5 separate regions of the Homo sapiens genome follow, and regions 2, 3, 4 and 5 are each linked to region 1. The links are chromatin contacts, found by Hi-C or POLR2A ChIA-PET in ENCODE. All regions are on one chromosome and are shown on one strand. Each heading gives the region's core, a stretch centred on a gene start or an enhancer-like site at or near the end of the contact. The rest is flanking DNA. Distances are from core to core; before and after follow the strand shown. Region 1 holds the start of TTC28-AS1 (TTC28 antisense RNA 1). Region 2 holds the start of THOC5 (THO complex subunit 5). Region 3 holds the start of ASPHD2 (aspartate beta-hydroxylase domain containing 2). Region 4 holds the start of AP1B1 (adaptor related protein complex 1 subunit beta 1). Region 5 holds the start of TPST2 (tyrosylprotein sulfotransferase 2).

Evidence for each region. Hi-C counts contacts between places; a loop is a spot of excess contacts on that map. ChIA-PET counts read pairs that join two places held with the same protein, here RNA polymerase II (POLR2A). Pooled maps may share reads with other maps.
Region 2: a pooled map shows a loop between it and region 1 (13-fold over the local background). The contact joins the promoter of THOC5 here to the promoter of TTC28-AS1 in region 1. A Hi-C loop is called at or near these places in 5 of 50 pooled maps. POLR2A ChIA-PET finds 5 or more read pairs at or near these places in 2 of 52 experiments (activated B cell and activated naive CD8-positive, alpha-beta T cell).
Region 3: a map of CD4-positive, alpha-beta T cell shows a loop between it and region 1 (4-fold over the local background). The contact joins the promoter of ASPHD2 here to the promoter of TTC28-AS1 in region 1. A Hi-C loop is called at or near these places in 1 of 168 maps with a recorded cell type or tissue (CD4-positive, alpha-beta T cell), 5 of 37 single-sample maps with no recorded cell type and 11 of 50 pooled maps.
Region 4: a loop to region 1 is called in a map of CD4-positive, alpha-beta memory T cell, with 9 times the contacts of the local background. The contact joins the promoter of AP1B1 here to the promoter of TTC28-AS1 in region 1. A Hi-C loop is called at or near these places in 1 of 168 maps with a recorded cell type or tissue (CD4-positive, alpha-beta memory T cell), 1 of 37 single-sample maps with no recorded cell type and 8 of 50 pooled maps.
Region 5: a map of CD8-positive, alpha-beta T cell shows a loop between it and region 1 (37-fold over the local background). The contact joins the promoter of TPST2 here to the promoter of TTC28-AS1 in region 1. A Hi-C loop is called at or near these places in 1 of 168 maps with a recorded cell type or tissue (CD8-positive, alpha-beta T cell), 2 of 37 single-sample maps with no recorded cell type and 8 of 50 pooled maps.

Annotation. Positions count from the first base shown.
Region 1 is chr22:27,917,922-27,920,625 of GRCh38, reverse strand. It overlaps TTC28-AS1 (TTC28 antisense RNA 1), which reads right to left and starts at 1,250. Exons shown (of 5, transcript NR_026963.1): 1 at 1,081-1,250. It overlaps PITPNB (phosphatidylinositol transfer protein beta), which reads left to right and starts at 1,370. Exons shown (of 12, transcript NM_012399.5): 1 at 1,370-1,454. The coding sequence starts at 1,435. It overlaps MIR3199-1 (microRNA 3199-1), which reads left to right and starts at 14; the gene lies at 14-101. It overlaps MIR3199-2 (microRNA 3199-2), which reads right to left and starts at 100; the gene lies at 15-100. RefSeq lists enhancers at 850-1,029, 200-1,184, 1,185-2,170 and silencers at 1,340-1,409, 1,600-1,919.
Region 2 is chr22:29,552,433-29,555,136 of GRCh38, reverse strand. THOC5 (THO complex subunit 5) reads left to right here and starts at 1,380. Exons shown (of 20, transcript NM_003678.5): 1 at 1,380-1,466. NIPSNAP1 (nipsnap homolog 1) reads left to right here. Exons shown (of 10, transcript NM_003634.4): 10 at 1-329. RefSeq lists enhancers at 1,010-1,079, 463-1,160, 2,558-2,704 and a silencer at 1,480-1,669.
Region 3 is chr22:26,427,885-26,430,588 of GRCh38, reverse strand. It overlaps ASPHD2 (aspartate beta-hydroxylase domain containing 2), which reads right to left and starts at 1,329. Exons shown (of 4, transcript NM_020437.5): 1 at 1,103-1,329. RefSeq lists silencers at 1,179-1,238, 1,359-1,488.
Region 4 is chr22:29,387,188-29,389,891 of GRCh38, reverse strand. AP1B1 (adaptor related protein complex 1 subunit beta 1) reads left to right here and starts at 1,322. Exons shown (of 23, transcript NM_001127.4): 1 at 1,322-1,468. It also overlaps a transcript of RFPL1 not described here.
Region 5 is chr22:26,588,749-26,591,452 of GRCh38, reverse strand. It overlaps TPST2 (tyrosylprotein sulfotransferase 2), which reads left to right and starts at 1,321. Exons shown (of 7, transcript NM_003595.5): 1 at 1,321-1,400. It also overlaps a transcript of CRYBA4 not described here. RefSeq lists enhancers at 967-1,106, 1,623-2,123 and silencers at 1,217-1,586, 1,597-1,776.

The sequences.
Region 1 (2,704 bases), core at 1-2,500:
ATAAGAGAAACTCGGTGACTCCAGGGACTGCCTTAGGAGAAAGTTTCTGGAAGTTCTGACATTCCAGAAACTTTCTCCTAAGGCAGTCCCTGGGAGTCACTGAGTCAGTCCATTTCCGTTATTTTTTTGGAGGCAGCCCTAACTCCACAGATGTATTCCACTATCAGATACACCAGATGTTTATACAAAAATGTTTTCGTGATATTTTAATCGTCTTAATAGCCTTTCAACAGGTTCTCATGGTTCTTAGAAGACAAATTCTTTACTATGGCCTAGTAATCCAGTTGGTCCCAGCTCATTTCCCACCCTCACTTAGGATGTTCTGGCCACATCTGCCCTCTAGCTGATCCTTGAACACCCTAGGCTTACTCCATCCTCGGGTCATATTTCCCTCCAACTGGAATGCCCCTCTCACATCCTAACAGGCTAGGCTCAAACACCGCCTCCTAAGACAGCCCTTGTCTTGAGTCCTCTGCTTCTCCCAGTACTCCACTGTATTCATAGCATAGCACTTCCCCACCACCCCAAATTCTCCCTGCTTTCTTTCCAAGTGAGTTGTCTCCTCTAGACTGTGAGCTTCTTGAGAACAGGGACTGTGTCTGCTTCTAGATGCATCCCCACTGCCTAGAACCGTGTCTGACACAGAGCAAGCCAGCGACCTCCGGGCTGCGGCTTTGAGGCCCACGGCGCTTTCGGTGTAACTGCGCGAACCAACTCCTGAACAGCCCGCTTTCCTGGGTCTCGAGGCCAAGGGCCTCTTTTCTCCCAGAGGGCCTCCGTCGGGAGTGCTGGCCGCTCATCCTGCCGAGTCACAGGTGAGGTTTAGGATTCTCCGCCGCGGTGGACCTCCACGAGACCGCGAAGCAGGTGAACGTCCTCCCGCGGAACCTGAGCTGCCAAGGGCTGGGGAGGGGAACAGAAGCTGGCGTCGGCTGCCTCCAGAACCTGTCAGGAGTCTTTTATGTGGACTATGGAGGTGAGGTGTCGGTCAAGGAGGTGGGCCCTGACTCGGAGCAGTGAGAGAGAGCAGAAAACCAGTCACCGCAAAACGGCTTCCAAAGAACCAACTGGAAAACTCACCGGAAAGCGTAGGCTGCCCAGACGCCCCGAGGGACCAAAGCTGAAGGGAGGAGCCCTCGTAAGCAGACAAGAGTGCGCGCGTCGAGCTTGCGCAGCCGCAGTAGAAGCCGCACGCTCTTCGGCAGGCTGCGCAACCGCAGTGGAGGCCTCGTGTGCCCGGGGTGGGGCACGAAACTGGGCGGAGCTAGGCCCCCTCGCGCGCTGACGCGACTGGTCGCGGCGGAAGGGTGTAAGCACGCAGGCGCGATGGTGGCTCGGGGGGGCAGGGAGGCGGGGCCGCGCAGGCGCTGTGAGAGGCGGTAGCGGCGGCGGCGGCGGTGGTATCGGCGGCAGCTGTGAGGGGGTTCCGGGAAGATGGTGCTGATCAAGGAATTGTGAGTGGGTCTGTGGGCGCGAGCGAGGCCGTGGGACGGCAGTGATGGGAGATTTGTTGATGGAGAAGTGGTAGGATATTCCTAAATCGGAGTCAGCCCTGTGTCAGCCCCTCCCTGCGGGCGCCCCCTCCCTCCCCCGGCCCCTTCGAAGCCCCTCAGCGAGTGCGCCCCTCGGCCCTCCAGGCATTGCCGTGGTAACACGCCCTCTCCCTTCCCCGGGGCGAAGGCGGCTGGGTCCCGGCCCGAGCGCATGGCTCGGGAAGGCGCGGCCGGGAGTTTCCGCTGGGACCCGCCTTCTCCCCAACCCCCCACCCCCAGGCTGGGTCTGGGCCCACCCCCAGGCCCGCCGGTGGGAAGGAGCCGCAGTCCGAGGGTGGGAGAGACACGTTGGTTCTGACTGTGATTTGTCGTCCGGGGTGGAGTCCCCTGGTAACCAGCGGGAGATGGGCTTGCCGGTTGAAGGCAGCCCTCGTGTCAGGACTCGCGGTGGGACGCTGGCGCCTTGAAGTTCGTGGTGGAGCCGGGATTCCGGAAAGCCTCCGCTCTCCTGGGCAGCTCCGCTGACTTGACGGGAGAGCCTTTTCTCTTTTTGGTTTCCGCATGTTTTAAGATGAGGTGACATCCCGGGCCCCACCTACTTTCTTAGAAGTTAACACGTGCTCTGTCAAATGGAGGGATTTCGAGGTGCATCCGACTGGCCAAGTGATTTTGTTGAAAAGTCACGGCTTTTCCTACTGGCAAGGACTGTAAACATTACGGAAATCTGCTTGCCTCTGAATGTTCGTCTGTCACAGCTGGTTCGTGTCGTCAGCATCCTTTGGGCAGCTAGGGAGGTCGAGTATGGCCCATTCGTTGGTTTTCAAATTCTTCATTTTAAATTCTTAGAAATATTTTTGGCTTAATTTAGCTTTTTTCAGACACCTTATTTTTAGTGTTCTTAAACCTCCTTTAAAAAGTCACTGATGCACTTCTCTGAGACTTAATACCTCCCAAAGACTCCCTGTCTCACCCAGAATAAAAGTCAAAGCCTCTGCAACAGCTACAAGGCTTTACACTTTTTTTTCCTGCCCTGATCTCATTTACTACCTTTTCCTTGCCCATTCCATCTTCGCAAGCTTCCTTGCTGTTCCTCTGCTACTCTAGAATAAGTTCAGTTCAAGACCTTTCCACCTGCTTTTGTTCCCTTTGCTTGAAGTGTTCTTCCCTTGGCACACTAACTCACCTTCTTCCAGGTCTTTGCTCAGACGTCA
Region 2 (2,704 bases), core at 131-2,630, 1.6 Mb before region 1:
ATATTGGGGTTGAAAACTTAAATGTGTAGTTCCAGTCCTTCTATGCAGAGTCTCTCCTGCCCTCCCTCCTTCCTGCAGGCAAATATACAAGCTAGACCCTGTTCCCTCACCCTGTATCCTGTCTCCCCTAATTGACATTCTATCAGCCCAACCCTCATTCTGCAGGGCCACCTGGTGTGTGGAGGTGGCGGGAGGGGTCAGTGACTCTGGGGGTCTCCTCAGTGACCCCCATACCTCATCATGAACCCTTGGGTAGCTTGATTCTGCCTACCATCCAGGAAAACTTGTGCTGGAATTGCTGATGGAAACAATTAAATATTTACTATAAATCAGTGTCTTTTCTTCATCTGCAAGGAACTTTAGCAGGTGCCTGAGGCAGGGCACAGTAGAGCTGGTGGGCTTAGTCCCACATGGCAGATCTACCCTCCTGGAGGGTACTGTGTTCTTGAGCTATTCTCAACAGTCAGTACTGGTTGGGTGCAGTGGCTCACGCCTGTAATCCCAGCATTTTGGAAGTCCGAGGTGGGCAGATCACTTGAGTGAGGTCAGGAGTTCAAGACCAGCCTGGGCAACATGGTGAAACCCTGTCTCTACTAAAAATACAAAAATTAGCTGGGCATGGTGGTGCATGCCTGTAATCCCAGCTACTTAGGAGGCTGAGGCAGGAGAATCCTTTAAACCCTGGAGTCGGAGTTTGCAGTGAGCGGGGATTGCGCCACTGCACTTCAGCCTGGGTGAGAGAGCAAAACTCTGTCTCAAATAAAAATAAAAATAAAAAAGAGCCAGTATTTTCCTCCTTGCTCCTGGGAAGGAGAAGGAACTGGCCCCGTACAACCAGGGATTCAGGACACGTGTTACTAGCTCCAGATGAGGATTTACACGAAAAAATCCTGGGCCTTGTTTGTACAGTTCATGCCAGGGGTAGGAAATACCTGAAGCTTTCAAATACTGCGTTAGAGTTGTGACTCTGTCCTGGGCAAGTCAGGCCTAAAATGGAGAAACTGGTGATGCACTCCTCAAAAAGCCAAGTGTAAAATGAGGTTAATGCCCTCCCTGACTTGTTGCCTTCACTGGCGTGGCATATTATGGTAAAAATAATAATTAAGAAGTAAGGTTATGCAGGCAAATCCTCTAGCGCCGAAATCTTCCCCGCCGCGCTACCAGGTTCTTTCGTGTTATCTTGGACATAACACAACATTAATTCAACTACTCGGTGGAGCGCCCACTAGCTGCTGGACACTCTCTTAGGCCCTGGGCACAGTGAACGAGAAGCATGTGTCTTTGTTTTTACAGTCTCACCACGCCACCACCTCCCTCGGGGGCCTCCGCGCTGAGCTTCCGGCCTCTACGCCTCGCTTCCGGTCGGCCGCCCCTTCCTTACTTCCGGTTCTCTATGGTGCGCGGGCAAGCTTTGCTCCGCCTCCGGCAGTGGCTTACTCCCGGTGCCAGGTTCTTGGAGCTGTGAGGTGAGGAGGGGACAAGGGCAGTGGGGCTGGGAGATGGGGCGGGGCTGGGCGCTCCGGGACTGAGGTGCTGATCGCCCAAAGGGCGCCCCTGGGCTGGGGTCTGACCCGGCTTCTCCTCCCTCACTACCCGCGGTCCCCGGCCTCTCGGCGCTGCGCTGTTACCTCATCCGAAAAGTGTTCGCTGCAGCATCCTCAGGCTTCACGTTGGAGCCTCTTGATTGTGGTAATGTAGCCTGATGGGGGTGGGGGTGGTGGTGATGGTAACAGCTCACATATATCGTGCTCTTCGGTGTGCCAGGCACTCTACTGTGTTGCCAAAGTCAGGATTTCCCACACTTAAGCCTTTCAGGTCCGGTCTTTGTAGGCTTTGCCAGATCAACTTACCACCTCTACTACCGTTTATTAAAAATTTGTTTGTTTGTTTGTTTTAGTATTTATTGATAATTCTTGGGTGTTTCTCGCAGAGGGGATTTGGCAGGGTCATAGGACAATAGTGGAGGGAAGGTCAGCAGATAAACAAGTGAACAAAGGTCTCTGGTTTTCCTAGGCAGAGGACCCTGCAGCCTTCCGCAGTGTTTGTGTCCCTGGGTACTTGAGATTAGGGAGTGGTGATGACTCTTAAGGAGCATGCTGCCTTCAAGCTTCTGTTTAACAAAGCACATCTTGCCCCGCCCTTAATCCATTTAACCCTGAGTGGACACAGCACATGTTTCAGAGAGCACGGGGTTGGGGGTAAGGCTATAGACCAACAGCATCCCAAGGCAGAAGAATTTCTCTCAGTACAGAACAAAATGGAGTCTCCCTTGTCCACCTCTCTCCACACAGACACAGCAACAATCCGATTTCTCTATCTTTTCCCCACATTTCCCCCCTCTCTACTAGACAAAACCGCCATCGTCATCATGGCCCGTTCTCAATGAGCTGTTGGGTACACCTCCCAGACGGGGTGGCGGCCAGGCAGAGGGGCTCCTCACCTCCCAGAAGGGGCGGCCGGGCAGAGGCGCCCCCCACCTCCCGGACGGGGTGGCGGCCAGGCGGAGGCGCCCCCCTACCCCCGACCCGACGGGGCGGCTGGCCGGGCTGGGGCTGGCCCCCACCTCCCCCCCGGACGGGGCGGCTGGCCGGGCGGGGGCTGCCCCCCACCTCCCGGACGGGGCGGCTGCTGGGTGGAGGGGCTCCTCACCTCTCAGACGGGGCAGCCGGGCAGAGACGCTCCTCACCTCCCAGACGGGGTCGCA
Region 3 (2,704 bases), core at 80-2,579, 1.5 Mb after region 1:
TACCCAGTGGGGAGAGGAGAGACTCTCTCCCCCGACAGCTCCTTGCCCAGTGACCACAGTAGCTTCCAGCTTCCTTCGCACATCTGTTCATTGTCATCTGTGTTATTTCTGTCCTCATCAGGGATGGGGACATCTCATTGCAGCTCTGCACTTTAATAATAAGCAACCCCAGATCTTCCAGCTCAGTTGGCTCTGGGGAATTGAGTCCAAATCCATGGCCAGTTGGAGAGCAAGTCCAATCCAAGACAACTTCTCACACCATGAACACCTGGGAGAGCCGGTGTCAGGCCTGACCTGGTCAGCCTAGTTCAGATGTCCATTCCCAGAGGCTGCCTAATGCCAAAGAGTGTCTGCTCACCCTCAGGATGAGGCCAAGTCACCCTGGAAGCCCCCCAGTGAGCAGCACTGGGCAAGGTGTGTGATGCCTGTCACCCTCTCCACTCAGGAGCCAGAGAGATGCCGTGGGGCCAGCCCTTCCCGGTGCAGACCTGGGGACCTTCCCTCTCTTGGCCAGCTTCTCAGCACCCACCTGCCCTGGAGAGTGGGAAAGAGGGGAGGGCTGAAGATGGGTTAGCACAGATGGTGACCACCAGGAGGTCAGGGGAGGAGGGGGATGGGACGATGGAAAGGTGAGTGTTGCCCGGAAAAGTGGACGATCAGCTCAAGATTGTGGAAGGAGGTTTATGGCGCCTCATAATTCGTGGGACAGGGGAGGAGGGTCACCACGTGAAATATGGGAAGTGGGTGATGCTGAGGGCTGGGGGAGGGGACAGGAGGTGAGGAAAGAGGGGTCACAGGGGAGAAGGGAGATGGAGGAAGGGACCACGATGGGGCAGGGAAGAGGAGTAGGAGGAGGTCTAGGGAGGGTGATGCCCGGCTCCGAGGCGGCGGCGCTTAGCACGTACGAGCACTGGCCTCGGCCGGGCCGGGATGCGGGCGCCCGGGTCCCGGAGCATCCTCGGCGGGGGCGGCGGCGGCGGCGGCGCCGGTAAGGGAGGGCCGTGGGCCTGCAGCTGCCGGGCTCCCGCCTCCAACCCCTGTCCTGGGGTCGGCCCAGCCGCGCCGCCCTCCCGCCCCGGCAGCCCCCGGAGACGAAGCTTACCTGCGCCCGGGCGCGCGGACGGCTGCCGGGACCCAGGAGACGCCGCCGCCCGAGGGCGCGGACCCGCGGACGGCCCCTGCCCGGCGCCGCGGAGCCGCCGCCTGGCTGCTGCCCAGCCCACGCCGCGGGAGCCCGAGCCGGAGCCCGAGCCCGAGCCTAAGCCGCGCCGGTGCCCCTGCCGGTGCCGACGCCGCGCTGCGCTCCGCGGGGCCGCGAAGACCACAACTCCCACAATGCCGCGCGCGCTGGGCCGCCGGGGGAGGGGGTACGGGGGGGCGGGGCCTGCGGGGCGGGGCCGGGGACCCCCCTGCACCCGGCACCTGCGCTCGCAGTGCGGGAGGCGACCCGAGGCCGCGCCCGCCGCCGCTCCGGAGGGTCCTGGCAGTGCGCCCCGAGACGCAGCGCCCGCCCAGCCCGAGGTTGCGCGCAGGCGGCGACGGGCGTGCAGTCATTCATTAAGAAAGGCTCGCGTCGCTTCCTTCGCTCTTTCGTTTTTCGCTCTGTGTCTTTCTCAGTTCTCCCTCCCTCTGTCTCTCTGTTCCTCTCTGAGTCGCCCTCGTCTCCATTTCCTCCTTTTCATTCTCTTTCACTTCCCCCCCACCTCACTTCCTCTCGCCCTAACGCCTTCTTTCCTTTATTGATGGACTCAACACGGACTTCTGAGGCCCTCAGGCACTTGGAATGGAACCGCAAATCAAACCAGATTCTTAGTCTCATGGAAAACTCATTCGCTCAGTACAGTAATGATGGGCCAGCCTGGGTCCCCGTCCCTGCCAGCTGCGCTGAGCGTGCGCGGTGAGCGCTCAGGCCCGCCCTGCCCTCAGTGAGCCACCGTCTAGCGGGAGGGGACCCTCACCCCCGGGTAGGGTTTAGGAGGGGAAGTACAGGCAGGACGGTTGTCTGACCAGGGGACTGATGAGCTGCGAATGGAGGCCCCAAGGAGGCTGCTTGGAGGAGGTGACGTTTGAGCTAAGACCTGGGGGAGACTAACAGTGGCTACGGGATGTGTTAGGGGCGCCAGGGAAACTGCATGGGTGGGTTCTGGGAGCATAGAGTAGGATGGCCCGCCCACAATCCATCTGTCTCTGTCCCAGACCCACCTCTCTTGTGTCCCAGAATTTATCTCTAACATGGCCCAGAAGCCACCTCATGTCTGTCCCAGAATCCATTTCTCATCCCTATTCCAGAAGCCACCTTCACCCTGTTCCAGAACGTACCTCCTTCCTGTTCCAGAACCCACCTCCCTCCCTGTCCCAGGACCCACCTCCACCCTGTGCCAGAACTCACCTCCTTCCTGTTACAGAACCCACCTCCTCCCTCTTCCAGAACCCACCTCCTCCCTCTTCCAGAGCCCACCTCCTCCCTCTTCCAGAACCTACCTTCTTTCTGTCCCAGGACCCACTTCCACCCTGTCCCAGGACCCACCTCCTCCCTGTCCCAGGACCCACCTCCACCCTGTCCCAGAGCCCACCTCCTCCCTATTCCAGAAGCCACCTTCACCCTGTTCCAGAACATACCTCCTTCCTGTTCCAGAACCCACCTACTCCCTGTCCCAGGACCCACCTTCACCCTGTGCCAGAACCTACCTCCTTCCTGCTACAG
Region 4 (2,704 bases), core at 73-2,572, 1.5 Mb before region 1:
GGGAGGCAGAGGTTGCAGTGAGCCAAAATCACGACACTGCACTCCAGTCCGGGCAACAGAGCGAGACCCTGTCTCAAAACAAACAAACAAAAAAAAACAAATGATCTATCAAGTTTGGAAGAATATTCACCAAAATATTAAAAGTGATTGTCTTAGGTCAGTGGGATTGCAGATGGTTTTTTTCTTTTTTCTTTTTTTTTTTTTTTGAGACGGAGTCTTGCTCTGTCGCCCAGGCTGGAGTGCAGTGGTGTGATGTCGGCTCACTGCAAGCTCTGCCTCCCGGGTTCACGCCATTCTCCTGCCTCAGCCTCCTGAGTAGCTGGGACTACAGGCGCCTGCCACCACACCCGGCTAATATTTTGTGTTTTTAGTAGAGACGGGGTTTCACCATGTTAACCAGGATGGTCTCGATCTCCTGGCCTTGTGATCCGCCCGCCTCGGCCTCCCAAAGTGCTGGGATTACAGGTGTGAGCCACCATGCCCGGCCATTTTTTTTCTTTTTTTGAGACAGGGTCTGGATCTGTCGCCCAGGCTGGAGTGCAGTGCTGCAATTATAGCTCACTGTAACCTCAACCTCCTGGGCTCAAGCTATTCTCCTGCCTCAGGCTCCCGAGTAGCTGGGACTACAGGTATGAGCCACTGTGTCTGGCTCAAGGTCACTCATCTTAAGAATGGAGGGGTCCAAACTAGAGCTGTAAACCTAGTTTGGACAGAGAGAGACCCCTCTGTAATCCCAGCACTTTGGGAAGCCGAGGCGGGAGGATCTCTCGGGTCCATGATTTCGAGACCAGCCTGAGCAATAAAGTGAGACTCTCTCTACAAAAAATAAATAAGTAAATAATAAGTAATTAGCCGGGCGTAGTGCTGCGCACCTGTGGTCCCAGCTGCTTGGGAGGCTGAGGTGAGAGGATCACCTGAGCCTGGGAGGCGGAGGGTGCAGTGAGCCCAGATCTTCGAGCCACTGCACTCTAGCTTGAGCAACAGAGCAAGACCCTATTTCAAACAAACAAACAAAAAATGAGTGACCTTGAGCAAAACCCTGCCCCTCTTAGAACCTCAGATTTGCCGTCTTTACACAGAAGATGGACTTCAAACTCCCTACGACCTTGCCCGGCCCCCTCACGCTGAATTGGCTAGCGGGATGGTTTCCCAAGGGCTCTGCGGGAGACTGCAGCATAGCAGCGCCGCGGCTGCCGAGGGGTTAATACCGTTGGGCTCTTCCCCTTTTCTTGCCCCGCCCCACGGGCACCACCCCCGCCAGGGTTGTACCCTTGACCCCGCCTTCAGGCCTTGCGTCCACCGGAAGTACCCGCGCGCGGGCAGCTCACTTCCGCCCGGCAGGTGACAGCCGCGGGGCTCCGAGCCGCCGGCAGCCCGGACGCACCGGGAGAGCGAGAGGTGGAGGCCGCGGACATTTTGGTGCCAAGCCGAACCGAGCCGGGGCGCCGGGAGCTATTGGGACCTGCGGGTGAGGAAGCGGGGACCCGGGCGAGCCAGGAGAAGAAGTGGGGCGAGGGGTCAGGGGTCCTAGGTGAGGGGTTTGCGGGGTCAGAGGTCATGAAGAGGACGCGGCGCTGCAGGGGCGCGAGCGACGTCCCCAGCCAGAGGAGGAGGAAGGGCTGAGGGTTCGTTCATTCATTCGCGCCCACTTGGCCGCCGGCCTGTTCCTCGGCCGCCCCATACCCGCAGCACCTCCTGGGGCTTCCGCCCGGAGAGACAGGACTTAGGCCCCGAGGAATTCCCCACTGGCCTGAGGGAAAACTCTTCGGGCTCTGATTTCCTCTTTCGGACTCACCTCCATGGCCATCCTGAGGCCTCCTCGTTGTTCAGGGCGTTATCTCTTTGCCAAGGTTGAAAAAGAAGAAAGAAAAAAAAACTAGAAAACGGTCCCGTGCCGCCCGCCTCCGGCTAGGCACTGGCTTGGTCTTGTTTGTTGGAGCCTCTAAGACAAGTTAACTGAATGGAGACACCGGTGATAATGCTGCAAAATAACGAGGGAGATGCTTGCTAGTGGCTATCGAGTCCCTTCTGTGTACCGGGCACTGTGCTAAGCACTTTCCTTACAATGACACATTTAAACTTCACAGCAACCTTTGTGGGGATTAAATATCCCTATTTTATCGATGAGGACCCTGAGGCACAGAGAGGTTAAATCCCACATGTAAGGTCATTCGGGTAGTAGAGGCAAGGCCAGGTTTTCTGCCAGGCTGTCAGAGACCTGCAAAGTACAGAGACAAAGGAAAGACTGGAGTTAAGGTTGGGGTGTAGGGGATATTTAAGACTTTTAGCCAGACATGGTGGCTCACGCCTGTAATCCCAGCACTTTGGGAAGCTGAGGCGGGTGGATCGTGAGGTCAGGAGTTCAAGACCAGCCTGACCAACATGGTGAAACCCTGTCTCCAATAAAAATACAAAAATTAGCCAGACATGGTGGCGTACGCCTGTAATCCCAGCTACTTGGGAGGCTGAGGCAGGAGAATCGCTTGAACCCAGGAGGTGGAGGTTGCAGTGAGCCGAGATCGTGCGACTGCACTCCAGCCTGGGCCACGGAGTGAGACTCCGTCTCAAAAAAAAAAAAAAAAAAAAGATTTTTAGCTGCCGTTGTATTTATTTGGATTTATGTCACGATGTAGCCTTATTGCTTTTTGTCTGATCTTCATAAGGGGCATTCGACTTACTTTCTTTAGGATAAAACAATCCTACA
Region 5 (2,704 bases), core at 72-2,571, 1.3 Mb after region 1:
CTTGTTGCCCAGGCTGGAGTGCAGTGCAATCTCAGCTCACTGCAACCCTTGCCTCCCAGGTTCAAGCGATTCTCCTGTCTCAGCCTCCTGAGTAGCTGGGACTACAGGCATGTACCACCACACCCGGCTAATTTTTGTATTTTTAGTAGAGACAGGGTTTCGCCATGTTGGCCTGGCTGGTCTCGAACTCCTGACCTCATGTGATCCACCCACCTTGGCCTCCCAAAGTCATTTTCGTATTTTTATTAGAAACGAGGTTTCACCATTTTGGCCAGGCTGGTCTTGAACTCCTAGCCTCAAGTGATCCGCCCGCCTCGCCTCCCAAAGTGCTAGAATCACAGGTGTGAGCCATGCACCTGACCCAGAAATTTATTTTAAACAGATAATATATACATATGGCAAATAGAAAGTTAAAAGAGAACAAAGAACCAAAGTTCACAATGAAAAGTAAGCCTGCATGCCTACCCTACCTTTTCTTCAGGTATTCAATGCACAAGCATACGATGCATAGATAGCTCTATTATTTTTCCAATTTTACACATGAAGAAGCAGAAGCACTGAAAGGTTATAGAACTTAGACTGTGCTAAGATTTATCAGTCAGGAGTTTTGTTTCATTTGTGTATATCAGGGCTTCACAACCTTTACGCTATTCGGCATTTTTTGCAGGGTTTTTTTTGGGGGGGTAGTGGCAGGGCTGGGGGTGGAAAGGGTGTCCTATGCACCGCAGAATGTTTAGCAGCATTCCAGGCCTCTACTCACTAGATGCCAGTATCGCCTCTCCACTTCCCCAGTTATGACAACCAAAAATGTCTTCAGAGATTGCCAAATGTCGTGGTGGTGGAGGGATGTCAGGGCAAAATCCCTGATAAATGGAGAGAATGTGGTATATCCACAAAAACTCCCTCCAAAACCACTGGTGTGTATGACTATACATCAGACCACCCCTTTCTTTTTTCTGTGTTTTACACAAACAGTAGCACGAATACACCCCGCTGCGGGTCTACTTTTCTTTTCTTACACCACTTTTTGGTGATCATTCCACTTCATTGCTTACAGGCAGAAAGGAACTTCTCTTAAACAGAACTGACCGGGAGAAGTGGTGAGCTGCCCGTCCTAGGGGTAAGCCAGCGAGCAGACAGGGGCTTCCAGGGCGGCGGGGCGGGGTTCCCGGGGCGAGCCTCCGGGAAACTTCCCGACCAGCCTCTGCTCACCTCGCGGTCCCGAGGCGCAGTGGAGGGGATGGGGCGGGGCGGGGCGGGGCCGCGTATCGGGCCCGCCCCCGTACGTCACGTCGCCGCGGCCCCGCCCCCGCGCGGGCACCTCCCCCTTCCCCGGCTGGGGCGGCTGGAGAGCCGGGAGTCGCTGGGTGCGTGGGGCTGCCTCGCCGCGTCTCGCCACGGTAGGTGGCCCTGGGGCGGCAGGGGGTGGCCTCGGGTTGCAACCGGGGGCGCGGGCTGGGGGCCGTGCGGGTCGGCCTCGGGCGCCTGGCAGCCCTCCGTCCTGGCGGCTGCCTCCGGGCCCGGCGCGACTGCTCGGGCTCCGGGGCTGGGAGCTGGGATCTGGGAGGCAGGCAGGCGGCGCGGGCGCGCGGTTCTGGGATCCGCACCCGCTCGGCGTCCCGAGCGCTTTCCGCGGGGTGCGGCATCCACCGGGCCCCCGTTACCACGCTTCCCGCTTCGGACCCAGCGCCTGGGAGACGCTCAGCGTCTGTTGGCGGGGGGACTGGGGGGGAGGGCGGCGCGTCCCCGCCTCCGGAGTCCCCAACCTCGCCCAGGCGCGCGGGGACCCCCAGGCGGGCGCCAGGGCGCGTGGAAGTTAACTTGCAGCAGCCGTGGAGTTGCGAGGAGCGTCAGAAGTGGAGGCGTTGGGGGCGGAAATCGTCGGCTGGGGAGGTGGGCGCTGGGAGCACTGGGTTGGGGAGCCCTAGTGAACTTGGAGGTCACTGGTGAGGAGTGGAGAGGAATTTGACCCGAGGATCCCACCCCAACCCCCAACCTCCCTCCGTAAACTCCGCTTCTCGGTGTGAGCTGGATGGGAGGTGCCCGGAAAGCCGGGACTGGGACTGGTAGCAGGGGACTGGGAGCATGGGCTCAGAGGCTGAGCACGCCTGACCTGGCAGAGTCGTTGTTAGATGGGACAGAGGTCGAGGTCTGGCATTCCCACTCAAAGGCCCGTTCCCTAGGGAAGGAACCATCCACCTCAGCAGAGTCATTAGAAAGAACCGTGCCTAACCTCTTGCCCCCTTCCCCTTTTACAGATGGGGAGACTGAGGCTTGGAGAGGTCACCTGCCCGTGACCCTAGGATTCACAGCTAGGATGTGGCAGAGCTGAAACTCACTCACAGGCCTCCTGACTTAATGTCCTTGGGGATGTTGAGGAGGCGGGCTGTTGAACTCCTACTTATCCTACAGAAGCCCCCTCAAGCAGCACCTCCTCCGGGAAGCCTTCCCTGGCATTCTCCTGGTATTGTTGGGTGCTTCCTGTTTTGAACCCCACAGAGTTAGCCAGCCCTTTTTCTCACTTCCCAACAGACATTCCCTTGCATGTCTGTCTGCCAGACTGGGCTGTGGGTGGACACCTCTCCCTAGCCTCCATGTGATAACCCTTTCATCTCAGCAGGGTGGTCTGCTGGCGAGGGTAGGCTTCTGGATTTGAACAGATCTGTGACACACCGGATTTAGTAGTGATGTGGCCCGGGCGACG